Linked DNA regions of Mus musculus: region 2 is linked to region 1. Evidence: chromatin contacts called from ENCODE Hi-C or POLR2A ChIA-PET data. All regions are on one chromosome and are shown on one strand. The core of a region is the stretch at or near the end of the contact, and the rest is flanking DNA. Distances in the headings are between cores, read along the strand shown. Region 1 holds the start of Man2a1 (mannosidase 2, alpha 1). Region 2 overlaps Man2a1 (mannosidase 2, alpha 1).

The links. Hi-C counts contacts between places; a loop is a spot of excess contacts on that map. ChIA-PET counts read pairs that join two places held with the same protein, here RNA polymerase II (POLR2A).
Region 2: a loop to region 1 is called in a map of heart, with 2.1 times the contacts of the local background. The contact joins the enhancer-like site here to the promoter of Man2a1 in region 1. A Hi-C loop is called at or near these places in 7 of 37 maps with a recorded cell type or tissue (CH12.LX, T-helper 2 cell, heart and 2 more). POLR2A ChIA-PET finds 5 or more read pairs at or near these places in 1 of 5 experiments (Patski).

What each region holds. Positions count from the first base shown.
Region 1 is chr17:64,598,897-64,605,209 of GRCm38, forward strand. Man2a1 (mannosidase 2, alpha 1) reads left to right here and starts at 2,753. Exons shown (of 22, transcript NM_008549.2): 1 at 2,753-2,974. The coding sequence starts at 2,840.
Region 2 is chr17:64,745,210-64,751,522 of GRCm38, forward strand. Man2a1 (mannosidase 2, alpha 1) reads left to right here. Exons shown (of 22, transcript NM_008549.2): 21 at 5,575-5,685. Among named protein-coding and RNA genes, the nearest start is that of Dreh, 19 kb to the right of the region's middle. Within about 2 kb of position 3,119, at least 1 of the 3 ENCODE cell types and tissues checked has a DNase peak (open chromatin) inside an H3K27ac peak, as active enhancers do.

The DNA.
Region 1 (6,313 bases), core at 1,503-4,002:
TCTTGTGAAAGGGAGCCTTCAAAGGGGTGGAGACCATAGATTGTGAACCACTGTTCTAGACAAACAGCCAGTGTCCTTAACCACTAAGCCATCTCTCCAGTCCAAAACGACAAGGGTTTTAAGCAAAGGAAACCTGGTCTGCTTAGCCACAGAATGACACCCTGCTTCGCTTGGCAAGGGAGACTTAGTCTGACTGTACAAGTCTGTGCTGGGGATGGGATGGGTCACAGAGAACAGAACTGCTAGTCCTAGCCTTGGCTAACTCATTCCAAATTTTAGGATTTTATCAATCACAAGTTAACCCATCAACTTTTTAGAGGAAGGAAAAACAAAAACAAAAACAAAAACAAAAAACCTTGCCATGTCTGAGAATTCAATAGTAACAATAAGTTCAGTGGCTCTAAAACCAAAGTAGAACATTTGATCTTCAGTTATAGAATTCTCCTTGCTACAAGAGGAATCGCTTTGATCCTCATACCTTAAGGATAGCTGATAGACAGGGACTTGCCATTTTTCTTATAAGCATTCGCAAGCACTCCAATGCCTACCACCACCATTGTTATTTAGTCACTTTCGTTGATGTCACCTAGTCCCCATGTACTCGCTCCATTGGCACGTCATCAGAATCAACCACAGGTGATGGCTTAATTAACTGTGATGCTCTTCATGACCCAAATTATCATTCTATTTTCCGTTGGCAAGGAGCTTGAGGCGAAAGTCAACCGATCTGACCTTTAAATCCGTCTTTATGGGTCTCTCTTGGGACTACTTCCTGGACACGGAGGGCTTAGTAAAACTAATTCTTAACTTTAATAGGGAGTTAAATAACCAAGAATTTCCTAGCAAGAAGAAAACCAGAAAGACTATAGACAGCAACTGTGGAGAGCAGGGCTTATAGTTACCTCTTGGACTGATAAAGGGCCCCCAAAAGATGGGTTTCCCATCCAGTCAAGGGCTAAGAGACAGACCTTATGGAGACAGCAGTATGGTTAATTGAAGAGCAGGCATCACTCTGATACTGTTCCCGAACTTGCTATACATTGTTAACAGGGTGCCAGGAAAGTATCCACGACCAACACCATTACAGAACTGTTGGCCAGGGGGGAGCTCTGTACTTGAAAAAGTCAGGAATGCTAGGAGAAACTGCTTATCAGATGTACTAGAACCAGGAAGCAAGTTCCTTTATTTCCTGTAATGTCTCTTCAGCACCCTCTACTGACACAGTGTCCCAGAAGGGTGAAGAGAAACCTCCTTAAAAGGCCCAGATTCATTTTCACAGAGTAGTGGAAAAGGGCGAATTTGGAGCTTGAGACCATAATTCAATAGTGGGTACAGGCATTTCTTAGATCCCCCTCTTACTAGATTTTGTCGCCAGATGTCTACATCTGCCTACAAGAGGCTTTGTCAGCCTCCCTTTTCCCCTGGTTTCACCAGGATGTCGCCAAAAGCAAGAGGAAAAGATGAGTCCTTTTTAGGCTCCTCAGATTTCTTGTCTACCTCCCCTTCCAGCCCTGCACAGACCCTTCCAAGGCAGGCTGATCTGGGCGTTCCAGGATAGAAGACGCGACAAGAGGATGGAATCTGGGGAATGAACCACTGTCGCTCTGGACCTTAGGCTGCTGGAGCCCTGGAGGCACCTCTCTGCTGGCCTCAATTCCTGCAAAGCCGCCTCCCTTGTCACTGAAGCCTCTTGAGGTCTTCCTACTGTCAGGGCCCAGTGAGGCAGGCGCTGGGCGGGCCTGGCGGGCGGCGCGCTGTGATTGGGCGCCAGGGGGCCCGCCCCCTCATCCCGGCGCGTCGGGAGGGGGCGGGGCCAGCCGGCTGCCCAGCTCCAGGGCTGCGGGCGCCTATTGACCCAACGGCCGCTGCGCCGCCGCCGCTGCCGCCGCCGCCGTCTCCTCCGGCTCGTGGCGGGCGGTACAGGAGCGCCGAGTGGCGCTGGGGAACCGGCTCTTCCTTTCGCGGCTGCCGCCGCCATCTCCGCGTTCTCGGGGCGGGAAGGAGGGGGTGCTCCACGGCTGCAGCTGGAGCGGGCTCCTCTCCGGGGACGGTCCTCTCCTCCTCCCTCGGCTTGCCTCCTCCCGGCGCTGCCCGCCCCCTGCGCCCTCCGCGTGCAGCCCGGGCCCGCGAGGGGGAAGGTAGGGGCGGCGGGGGCCGGGAGAGGCCGGGGATCGGACGCACACGCCGAGGAAAGTCCTGGATTGCAGCGCTCCGGCGCACAGGGTGCACCCGGGTCGGGCCCCCGCAGTAGCCGCGGCAGGAAGGGGTTCTTCGGCGGGCACGCGGGGGCGGTGTGGCGGGGGTGGGCCTGGGTGTCCCGGCGCTAAGTTGTGGGGCACGGCGCCTCCAGGTCCAGTTCCTTCTTCCGCGCGCTCCTTGCTCCCAGCGCCGCACACTCGGCCCCGGAGCCGCGGAACCCGCGCGTTCTCTGGGCGCGGAGGACACGCCTGCCCTTGTCGAGAAAACTTTTCCTGCCGACTCAGTCGTGCCGGCCCGTGGCAGGAAGTCGGGCAGAGACCTCTCCTCTGACTGCTCCGACCGCCCTACCGGGTAGCGCTATCCTGCAGGAAAGCAAGTTTGTGGGGACCTTTGCCTTGCTCTCCAGGAGTCTGCCTTGCAGGGACGGCCGGCCTTGGGGAGGGCAGCGGGCCAGGGCGTAGGCCGAGGGCGCGTGGTGGCTCCGGAGACGAGGTGCGGAGCGCAGCCGGGACCCGCGCCGTAGCGCGCGAAGGGTGTGCGGCCGGGAGCAGGGAGCCCTCGGCGATCGCCGGCTGGAGTCCTCAGTCTTCTGCCTCCTTCGGGTGAGGACCGCGTCCTGGCCCCGAGTCCATCGAGGAAAATGAAGTTAAGTCGCCAGTTCACCGTGTTTGGCAGCGCGATCTTCTGCGTCGTAATCTTCTCACTCTACCTGATGCTGGACAGGGGTCACTTGGACTACCCTCGGGGCCCGCGCCAGGAGGGCTCCTTTCCGCAGGTAAGCACCTGGTGGCGGGCGCAAGCTGGAGGGCTGGTCCCGGGGCTCGCACTTCTCGGCACCGGGGCAGGGTGAGGCCGCACCCGACGACCGGCAGAGCCTCATCCGGCTTGCTGAGGTTTCGGACCGCTGAGTTTGCAAAGTGCTGGGCGTCATGCGGTGGCAGCCTTGGCACCGGGCAAAAGAGGACATATTCCCACATTTGCACCCGGGCCTGTGGAAGTGGGCTCGGCCACCTGCTGGTGGGGAACCGGTGTGAGTGTCGCCCCTAAGCTAGCTCAGGGTTAAAGCTGCCAGAGGCCGCCCAGATCCCTGAACGCACCGAGGCGCGGAAATTGATTAAACACAGCCCACCTAGGCAGATTTCTGTTTCTGACCCCTTTCCCTTTCACTGTCTCTTAAGAGATAAAAAAGTTTATTTCCTGTTGCAGCCCTTTGAGATATGGATAGTAGGGTTGATTTTAGTGTCGTCATGCTTCAGCTGTTACCTCGGGTTGGTTTGGAGCAGAGTGGGGAAGCGCCTGTTATTCTCTCACTGGAAGCTGTGCGGCGCTCAGTTCTCTGCGGGGTGGTCCAGCTGGCAGAGGAGTTGAACAAACGACCCACCCGAAGTCTTTCAGGAAAAGTTACTAGCAAATAACAAGAAATGGATGCAATAGGTTCTGTGTGGGAGGTGACCACGTAGCAATTGAGAGTGGCCTTTACGGCTTTTCTCTGTTGACACACATACATTTTAGTAGAAGCAGATGTGTGGAGAAATCCGAAGAATCCAAGTGTTGACAAGCTAACAACTAGTTGACCAGAGCAATCTACAACCTACCCGAATAAGGCTGATGTTTTGCCTTTTTTTTTCTTTTAATATGACAGTTTAAATGACTGGAAATAGCCCTTGCCATTTCTTCTGATATGCCAGGGTCAATGGCTTGGTGGGAATTTAATGAAATCGGAACGAGGACTTGCGGATTCTGTCATTAGTACACAGCACTAGAAGTATTTTTTTCTTTTAGAAGTGTGGAAATAAAAAGCTGGCCACAGACAGATGTTTCCAAATGTTTACAGCTTCTGCTTCCCCTATAGAGCACAGAGAGAAAATATATAACACATGCTCTCTGCTGCCTTTAAATTTTGAACTTGGGAGTTTGCACCGGCCTTGTGCAAAGGCTGGAGTAAACTGGCAGCCAGGGCCCGGGAGATCTGAGCTTTGTCCCACATGCTCTCTAATTTTGGAGTTAAATGTACCTTTCTCCCCCCAACCCCATTTTCAGAGTTTTCTCTTTGCACGAAATATATAAATGGAACTCCTCTTGCCCAGTGACGTCTTAATAGTGTCCTCTAGCTTTGGCTGGGTGATCGCTTGAACATGATTTATGCGAACATCTGCATGGGGTTCTCTGGCAACCTTGACATTTCCCTCTGTTTCTAAAGCAGCGAGTGACTCATTCTGTTACTGAGACATCTCAGGCAGTTGGTTCTCCCATTTTCGTATGAACCCCCAGCTCACTGAGAAGTTGAGGGTTTGCCTAGAGTGTACAGCATTTGGCAGAGCGGTGGTGGTGACCTTAGGAAGTGGTGCGTTGTCTGTTCCGAGAGAGAGAGAGAGAGAGAGAGAGAGAGAGAGAGAGAGAGAGAGAGAGGTGGGGGGGGCTTGGGAGTGGCATCCTCTGTGCTTTATCTGGACTTCATTGTAGAGAGAAGGTTTAGAATAGGTGGGCCACTGAATCTCCCAGTAGCTAAACTCCATAAGCCCTCTTCGTAAGTCTCACGTGTTTGACCATTAACTTCATGTGATGAACCTATCTCCCCAGCTACTGCTCAGTTGGTGGGAAACTGAGGCTTGGGAGCTTCCTGAGCCCAAGGTCGCTTAGGCAAAGTCTGGGACTTGAACAGGCAGCTCTCAGAGTATAGTCTCAGAGTCACAAAGCTGTCTTGCTAGAACTGGGCTCCAGCCTGCCTGTTGTCGGAATTGTGTAGAACAGAAATAGACTTGCTGGTGGTGACTTAGCTTATGATCCACCCCCCACCCCCCCACCCCCGGAAAAGTAAGCTCTAGTATGAAGACAGAATGAATGTGGTCCTTTTCAGGGCTTCAGATTTACGCTTTCCCAGAGAGTCTTCTAATTTACTTTTACAGCCAAACATTATTACGATGCAAACCATTAGGAAGCAGAGCATCCAAACGTGCACATTCTTTCATTTTATTTCTATGTCTGCACTGTATGTTAACCTTAATTTCACAACAATCCCCAGCATTGTAAAACTATGTTGCCCTCCGTTTCTTGAACAGGTTTTGGTGCGATTCTTGAGTTTCAGTAGAGCTAATTTGGTCAGTGTATGCTGAGGTTGCTTGGTGACCTGTATCCACTCAACCAGAAAGGTTATCTTGTCCATTCTAGTTTCTCTCTCTTGATGTGGAAACTTCAGTTAGGTATGCGGTCCATTTGGTTTGCAAACTGTAGTTTTAGGCCATCCCCGGGTGAGAGCAATCTGTTTTTTGTTGTTCTTTGGACTTTTGTTCATTTACCTTCTTTAGCAACTCTTATTTCCTGCCACCTGTTCAGTCCTGGGGCAAGGGTAGGCACCGCCTCATCCATGCCCCGCCCCCTGCCCCTCATGCCCTCCCCCTGCCCCCCTCCCTCCAAATTTGGCCTGCCTAAGAAGAACCCTTAGAGGGCTTTCTCTTGAGTGTTACTTTAAGAATTCCTTATGGCCAAGGCAGCAGGTAGCCTACATTTTTAGAGTTATTTGATCTCAGTTTAAAAAAAAAAAAAAAAAGTAAAACCAAGCAAAAACAAACCTCCAGTCTGCCTGAGAGGTGGGCCAGACCTAATGCCTTGAAAATACTTTATGCTAGCTATGAGAAAGTCAGCAGACTGGGTGGAGAAATGTTTACATCTCCCTGGAAGGGCAGGCCATTCCAACAGGCAATCTCGTGTGCACAATAGAAATACCACTAGGCTCATGCTGCTATCTAGAGTATTAAGACAAGGAATCAGGATTTTTATAACAGAGAGTCGGTCTTTAACTAGTGTATCACATGATGTAGGGGCTGATGTTGCTTTTGAACATCTCTTCAGAAGTTGGAAAGTCATGAAAATGTACAGGCCAAGTCCAGACTTGATCTTTGGGCTCAGAGAACATTTATCAAGTGAGAAAAGTGAAAACGTGTTGAAGTAGTTGATTTGAAAGTTGTTATGATAAGAACTTTGGTGCTGTAAAAAAAACAAAAAACAAAACACAACAAAACACAGGATCTTGCAACTAGATGTATATATAGACGTATGCTTAAATGCTTCATACCACTTGGGAAACTGAGGCAGGAGTATTGGTGCATGTCCTGGG
Region 2 (6,313 bases), core at 1,869-4,368, 150 kb after region 1:
TTAGTTACTTCCCAGTTGCTGTCCTAAAACACCATGACCAAGGCACCTTACAAAAAGAAAGCATTTAGTTGGAGCATGCTTGCAGTTTCAGAGGTCTAGTCCATTGTCATCATGGCAAGAAGCGAGGAAGCAGGCAGACTAGCACAGCACTGCAGCAGTAGCTGAGAGCTCACATCTTGAGACAACAATCAGGAGATGTCGAAAGGGAGGCTAACTAGGAATGGTGTGGGCTTTGGAAAGCTCAAAGCCCACCCCAGTGACACGCCTCCTCCAACAAGGCCACACCTCCTAATCCTTCCCAAACAGTTCCACCAATACATGAGCCAGTGGGGGCCATTCCCACTCAGATCCCTGCAGCTCCCATGGGAAGACGGATCATGATTCAGAACTCTACAGGGTGGACTTACAAATCACTCTTAGAACAGAGCAAGCCAAAGAGATATGCTGCCCAGCATCCAGCTGGGAGGTGGTGCCATCCTGCTTTATGGCTTTGAAAAAATCACATGTAGCTCACGTTCTGTCAACTTACTCCATTGTTATTTTTGTTGTAACATTCTCATTAATTCGCACATATTGCTCTGTTCTCTGTGTGATTTTTTTTAAGGTTAACTGTTCTTGCAAATAGTTAACCAATCATTTCAAAGTCAGTGCCGCTTTTAATGTGAAACTCTCTTTCTCTCTCTCCACTTGTTTACACCACCACCCCCATTCTCGTAAGTGGCACTTTGAGGTTTTCCTTTCTCCTGTTTTATAAGAATTGATTGGTGCTTTATTGATCTCCGTAGCTTCTGGAAAGGTGAAAATTGAAGGGGTGGGTGTTCTTTGTTGTACATATCTAAGAACAACTGCTCACCTTCCCTTAACATCCATCGTCTTATCTTGTTCATCAACACTAAGAACTGTTACTGGGCATTTTAATGAGTGTCCTGGAAAATGAATCTTTACCAGTTACTTTCTTCGGTCTTGGGACTTGCAGTGAAATGTGGGATTTTCCAAGTCTCTCCCTGCCAGAATACAATGAAGACGGGTGTTATATGGGCTACTAAGTAGGCTTCTATAACTGTCTAAATTCTTGAAGAATATGAGCAGTTTAGAGAAGGTTTCCTACAAGGTGTTTAGCTTGGCCTTCGTATGTGAACGCCTTGAGGTCCTATGAGGAGGCTATGTGGCCTGTGCTGCCCTTGGAGAGTCTGATCAGAGGTGGGGCTCATCCTGTGCTGCCTGTTACTCAGCACGGAAGGAAGAAGGAAGAAACACTGCTGGGAACGTTGCGGACCATCCTTTCTTATCTTCTCTTACAGAGTGTAGCCACCAGTGAGTTAGGTAAGGTCCTGGGGTACTAAACCAGGGTCATATCATTGCTCGGACACTGTAAGAGAGAATGCTTTGTGGTGGGGATGTTCCTGCATATTCAAACTTGCTAACAGTACATTATTTCATTAGCCATTTTGTTAACCATCATAAAGGCTGTTGTGGCATAAAGTAAGTTTGTCCATGCAAAGCATCATATGTCTTGTCTGGCGTACAGCCTGTGTTCAGTGTGTGTTAGTCACTGTCACTGTGGTGGTGTACAGCCTGCGTTCAGTGTGTGTTAATTGTCACTGTCCCTGCCACAATGCTTTGAGTGAGAAGAGGCTCTCACCCAGCTCCCTGCATTTACTGAAACTTAACGGTTATTCAAAACCTCATGACTGGCTTTCTCCGAGGAATGCCTTGTGAAGATCACTCTCCCACATCCGTTTGCAGGACTGGCCTCACAGCTAAGTTCTGTGTAGACTGATCTTATCTCCGAGAATGACTTCTGTGAGGATTGCTGACTGTGGACCGCCCAGCCTGACCTCAGGGATTCACACTTACATGTGACCTGGCCTATCTGGCAGACAGTTGTCACCATAGTACTTGGTGCTGTTTCCATATGATACACACCCACAACCCTCTCCTTCTCTGATGTCCTGATATTAATAACATGTTAGCGGATTTTTTAAAAATTATTTCAATCTATTTGCTTTCTAAGAGCACATCGTATACCTGTGTGAATGTATGAAGTTTTCTTGAATGTATATTCAACTTAAATTAACATTTTCCCATTTTTGATTTACTTTATTTTATTGAAAAAAAATTCATGGATATATTCTGATCATGCTCCCTCTTTCTCCAACTCATCCAAGATCCTTCCCACCCATTCAAGAGAATTCTCAAGAACTCCATGCCCGTCCCCCCTCTCTCTAATACAAACAGGCAAAACACTAAATCAGAAACTATAAAAGACAAATACAAGACAAATAAGATAAAAAAAAAACTCCCAAATAAATCAATATGAGACCAAAGTCTACGAAAATTCCCTTGGGTTTGTTTTGTGTTAGCCTCTGCTGCTGGGCATTGTGCCTGTCCTGAGGTGTGTCCATTGCACATAGCTTCTTGCGTAGCGGAAGCCCACAGCTACTTCCCCAGCTCAGCACTAGCACTAGGCAGACTTGCTCCCATTGCTGGAAATGGCAGCTATCTGTGGCTGAGGGTTTAGTTGAGGGCAGTTCGTTTGCCAGTGTTTACACATGTCCTCTCCAGAGTGGAAGTTCCAAAAGGGAGTGCCCGAAGGAGTCCCAAGCTTAGCCCAAAAAAAAGCCAAGTAAGATTAAAGGTTTACAAAATGCCATTGAGTTTATGTTGTTACCCAATGACTCCTGGGCATGGGCCGGCCCTAAGGTGTAGTAATGTACACACCGAGACTCCACTGGAGAAGACTAATTTGTCCTCTGCAAGTGGCTGTCACTTGCAGATAGCTCCTTGGTTAGGGGTGGAGGTTGTGTCAACATCTCCCCTCTGACTTGAACCTCTGAAGGTACTATGCACGCTGCCGCTGCCGCTGTACTAGTTCCTGTGTACTGCTGGAGGAAGTTTCTCTAGGGATTGCTGAGCAAGACACTGATCTATGATTATAACACGTCATTAGGAGTTATTACTATATTCCTTTAGCAGAATAGTAATTTCATGAATTTATGAATAGCAATTTAAGTGAAGCTCAAGTTTCTACTCACTGAGATACATAAGTAGTGCCTTTAGCAATAGGACTTTGCCTCTTGTTTGCTGAAGGCAATCAGTGAGCCTTGGCAGTAGCCCAGAATGTTTGAGCGTCTCCACAGTGTCCCTTGACCAAAGAATCAACTAAATATAACCCATCCCTGACACTGGAAGCTTCACTTGCTGGTGAAAGATATCTGTCTGGGGCATCTGTTCCCTGTCATTTGGCAATTCCATGTAGATTTCTCTCATGTGTGTATACATCTTAGGAATAGTCTACAGCACTAGATTAAGTAGCTTTTATAAATGGTCCAGAGAGTTAAAAAAAATCCTGCATGTTTTAGGTTAATAGTGGCAAGTGCTTCTGAAAGAGTTTGATTAAGAGGCCATTTAATCTGTGAGACCACATATAGACAGTTTGGGGCTTTGACATGTAACCATAGATATGTAATTTAACAGTTCTCTTATTCTTTAGCAAAAAAACTATAATGTCAGTGGGGAAATTTATTAATAAAAATCTGTAATAACTTGTAATGTTTATAAAATAGTCACCTATTTTGTATGATTAAAAGTACAAATAGTTAACATGCCAACGGCATCATAAGTCAAACACTGGACCACATCTTTGGATTTTTTTTTTATTTCCTCTGGATTTTATAGAAAAAAAGAAAACCTGGTTTTACTGAACATAGCTACTGAATTGCAGAGCACAGAGCCAGAATTTAGGCTGACTGAGTCCAACCGAGGTTCTGAGCCACTAGTCTTTGTAGTACATCCTGTCCTTTGAAGCTCCGAGAGACCACTATCAACAGAATTTCTCAGCAGTCATCCAGAGGATGAATTCCTGCAGAAAGTATACCAACATTAGTTCCATCTTATAGACAAAAGATGCTTAAAATAAGTTGTTCCCAGGTACCATGGTGGGTAGGGACTAAGTTCTCTTTGTTATTCAGATGGTGATCTGTTTATAATTAGTGAAGGGTTTTCTGTGTGCAGTTTTTCCACTGTGAAGTGTATGTCAGGGCACAGCATTTTGTTGAAGGTTCACTAGACATCTTTATCATGTAAACACTTAGAGCTGCTATGTGGGTCAAAGTCACCTTGTGACTCGGTTTCTTAAATGGCATTTTTTTTTCCTCCCTTCAAACAAAATCCTGCAATGCCATTGAAAACCAGTGCAAACAGCATAATGTATGCTTTCCCAGCCAGACTCTGCTCAGGCCCCTTAGCATCAAATCCAGTGCAAATGCTAGCAGCTACTCACAAAAGACATCTCAGTAGGGCACTACACAGAGCCTGCCCTCTAGTGAAGATGGCCGTGAGCTTGGGTGTGCTGACTCTGGCTGGAGAGGAGAAGTAACTGGTGTTGTTCAGACTCGGTAGCAGCAGACGGCTCCCCTTGGCATAACTACAGCTCATCAAAGTTCCAATGATTTTTTTAAAATTCATTTTGCTCATCCGCACAAACATCTTTACACTTTATTTTATTATCATTTGTATGTGTGTGAGTTTATATGTGATTGTGTGTGGGGGGGGGGCGGGCGGGGAGAGAATTACAAGTGGAAGTTAGAAGAAGCCTTCGGGTGTTGGTTTCTTCATTTCTGCCTTGTTTGCTGCTAAGTAAGCCAGGCTAACTGGTCTGTGAGTGTCCAGAGGGTCTGCTGCGTCCATGTCTCATCTTCTCATGGGGCCTGCCAGGATTATAGGTGTGTGTACTGTGCCTCTGCCTTTCCTGGAGGTTCTGGGATCTGAAACCAGGTCACCTGGCTCACTCGGCAAGTGCTTTTCGTCACAGAGTCGCCTCCCCAGATCCGTCTTTACACTTTAGAAAACAAAATATATGAAGAGAGTCCTAACTTCATAGACACCCGAATCTGAATCGTTCATGGCATCACTATTTAAGATGAGTGCAAGAGTTTGCTGCAATAAATAAATATAAATAGGGATGCTTCTCACTGACTGGTTATGTTTGGTGTTTTCCTTTTTGCCCAGGAGGACTTCTGAAATGTGAACTTAAGTGACATACCAAGTTAATAAATGTGGTCAGGCTCAGCCTACCTAATTCAGTCTAAATATCTCTTACATAAAAATAATGAAGCAATGCAGTAAAGATTAAGAATGTTAGTGCAGCCCCCAAATGCAGTGTTTCACAAAGAATGACCTCTCTGTGTTAAGGCTGCTGTTAACTCATCATGTGACCAAACTGGGACTAAATTTAGGTGTGTTTTATTCAATGCATGTGTATATATATAGAAAAAAACTAAATGATTTAATTTGCAGATCCTTTGATAAAACAGTATTTATATGTGGGTAAAAAGAACTCTAATCCTTTAAGGGTCATAGGGTAAACAAAGGCGTGAAGTTACATAACCAGGATTTTGAGGTAAGCTTATGGACTTTTGGGAGAAGAGAAGAGAATGAGCCAGTGAGTGGGGAAGCTTTGAAGGGGTGAATTAATTATCTAATTGTTGAATAAATGTGCCGACACCAAGTGTGCGAGGTGCTAGAAATAATCACTTCAGTGTTTGCATGGAATATCGGTGTTCTCACTTCCAGATGGGCAAAGGCTATTCGGATGAGGCAGCCTTGATCCTCCACAGGAAAGGGTTTGATTGCCAGTTCTCCAGCAGAGGCATCGGGCTACCCTGTTCCACTACTCAGGGAAAGGTAAGTTAAGAGTCTACCTTGCTAGTCAAGACAGTATGCATTGGGATTCTCACTTTCTGCAGATAGTACAGTATAGCCTTTTATTGCCTCAAACTCAGTTGTTCACCTTGCCTGCAAGCCAGCTCACGATTTCTCACCTCCACAAAACACTTGTTCTACCTAAAGTTCTGTTCTTGTCAGCTGCAATCTGTACACTTTTGAAGGCCATGTTCCTATCATTTCTTTGGTCTTCCACTCTGAGACTGCCAAGCTCATTACACCTCTTGTCTTCAATTTCAACTCCTCTGAGCCCTCTGTGCTCACATACCATGTAGCTTGGCCCTGGTAGTTTAAAGCCACATTCCACAAAGGCTAGGGCAGATTTAAGATTTAGGGAAGATGCCTGGTACAGCCGTGAAGTTACAGCATAAACATCAAAACCATGGTCAGCGGATTAACTGAACACAACCAGAGGTAGCTGTGCCGAGGCTATGTCAGTTGACTCATTTGGAGAAATAAATGTGTCTGAGTCTCCTGATTGATCTAGATTTGTGTATGAGTCATCACTGTGGAGATCAGATAACCCTTGAGTCTGCACCCTGCTGGCTGGTTGCCTGTTCTTGATTTTTCTCCTCAAGTTCTTCTGGCG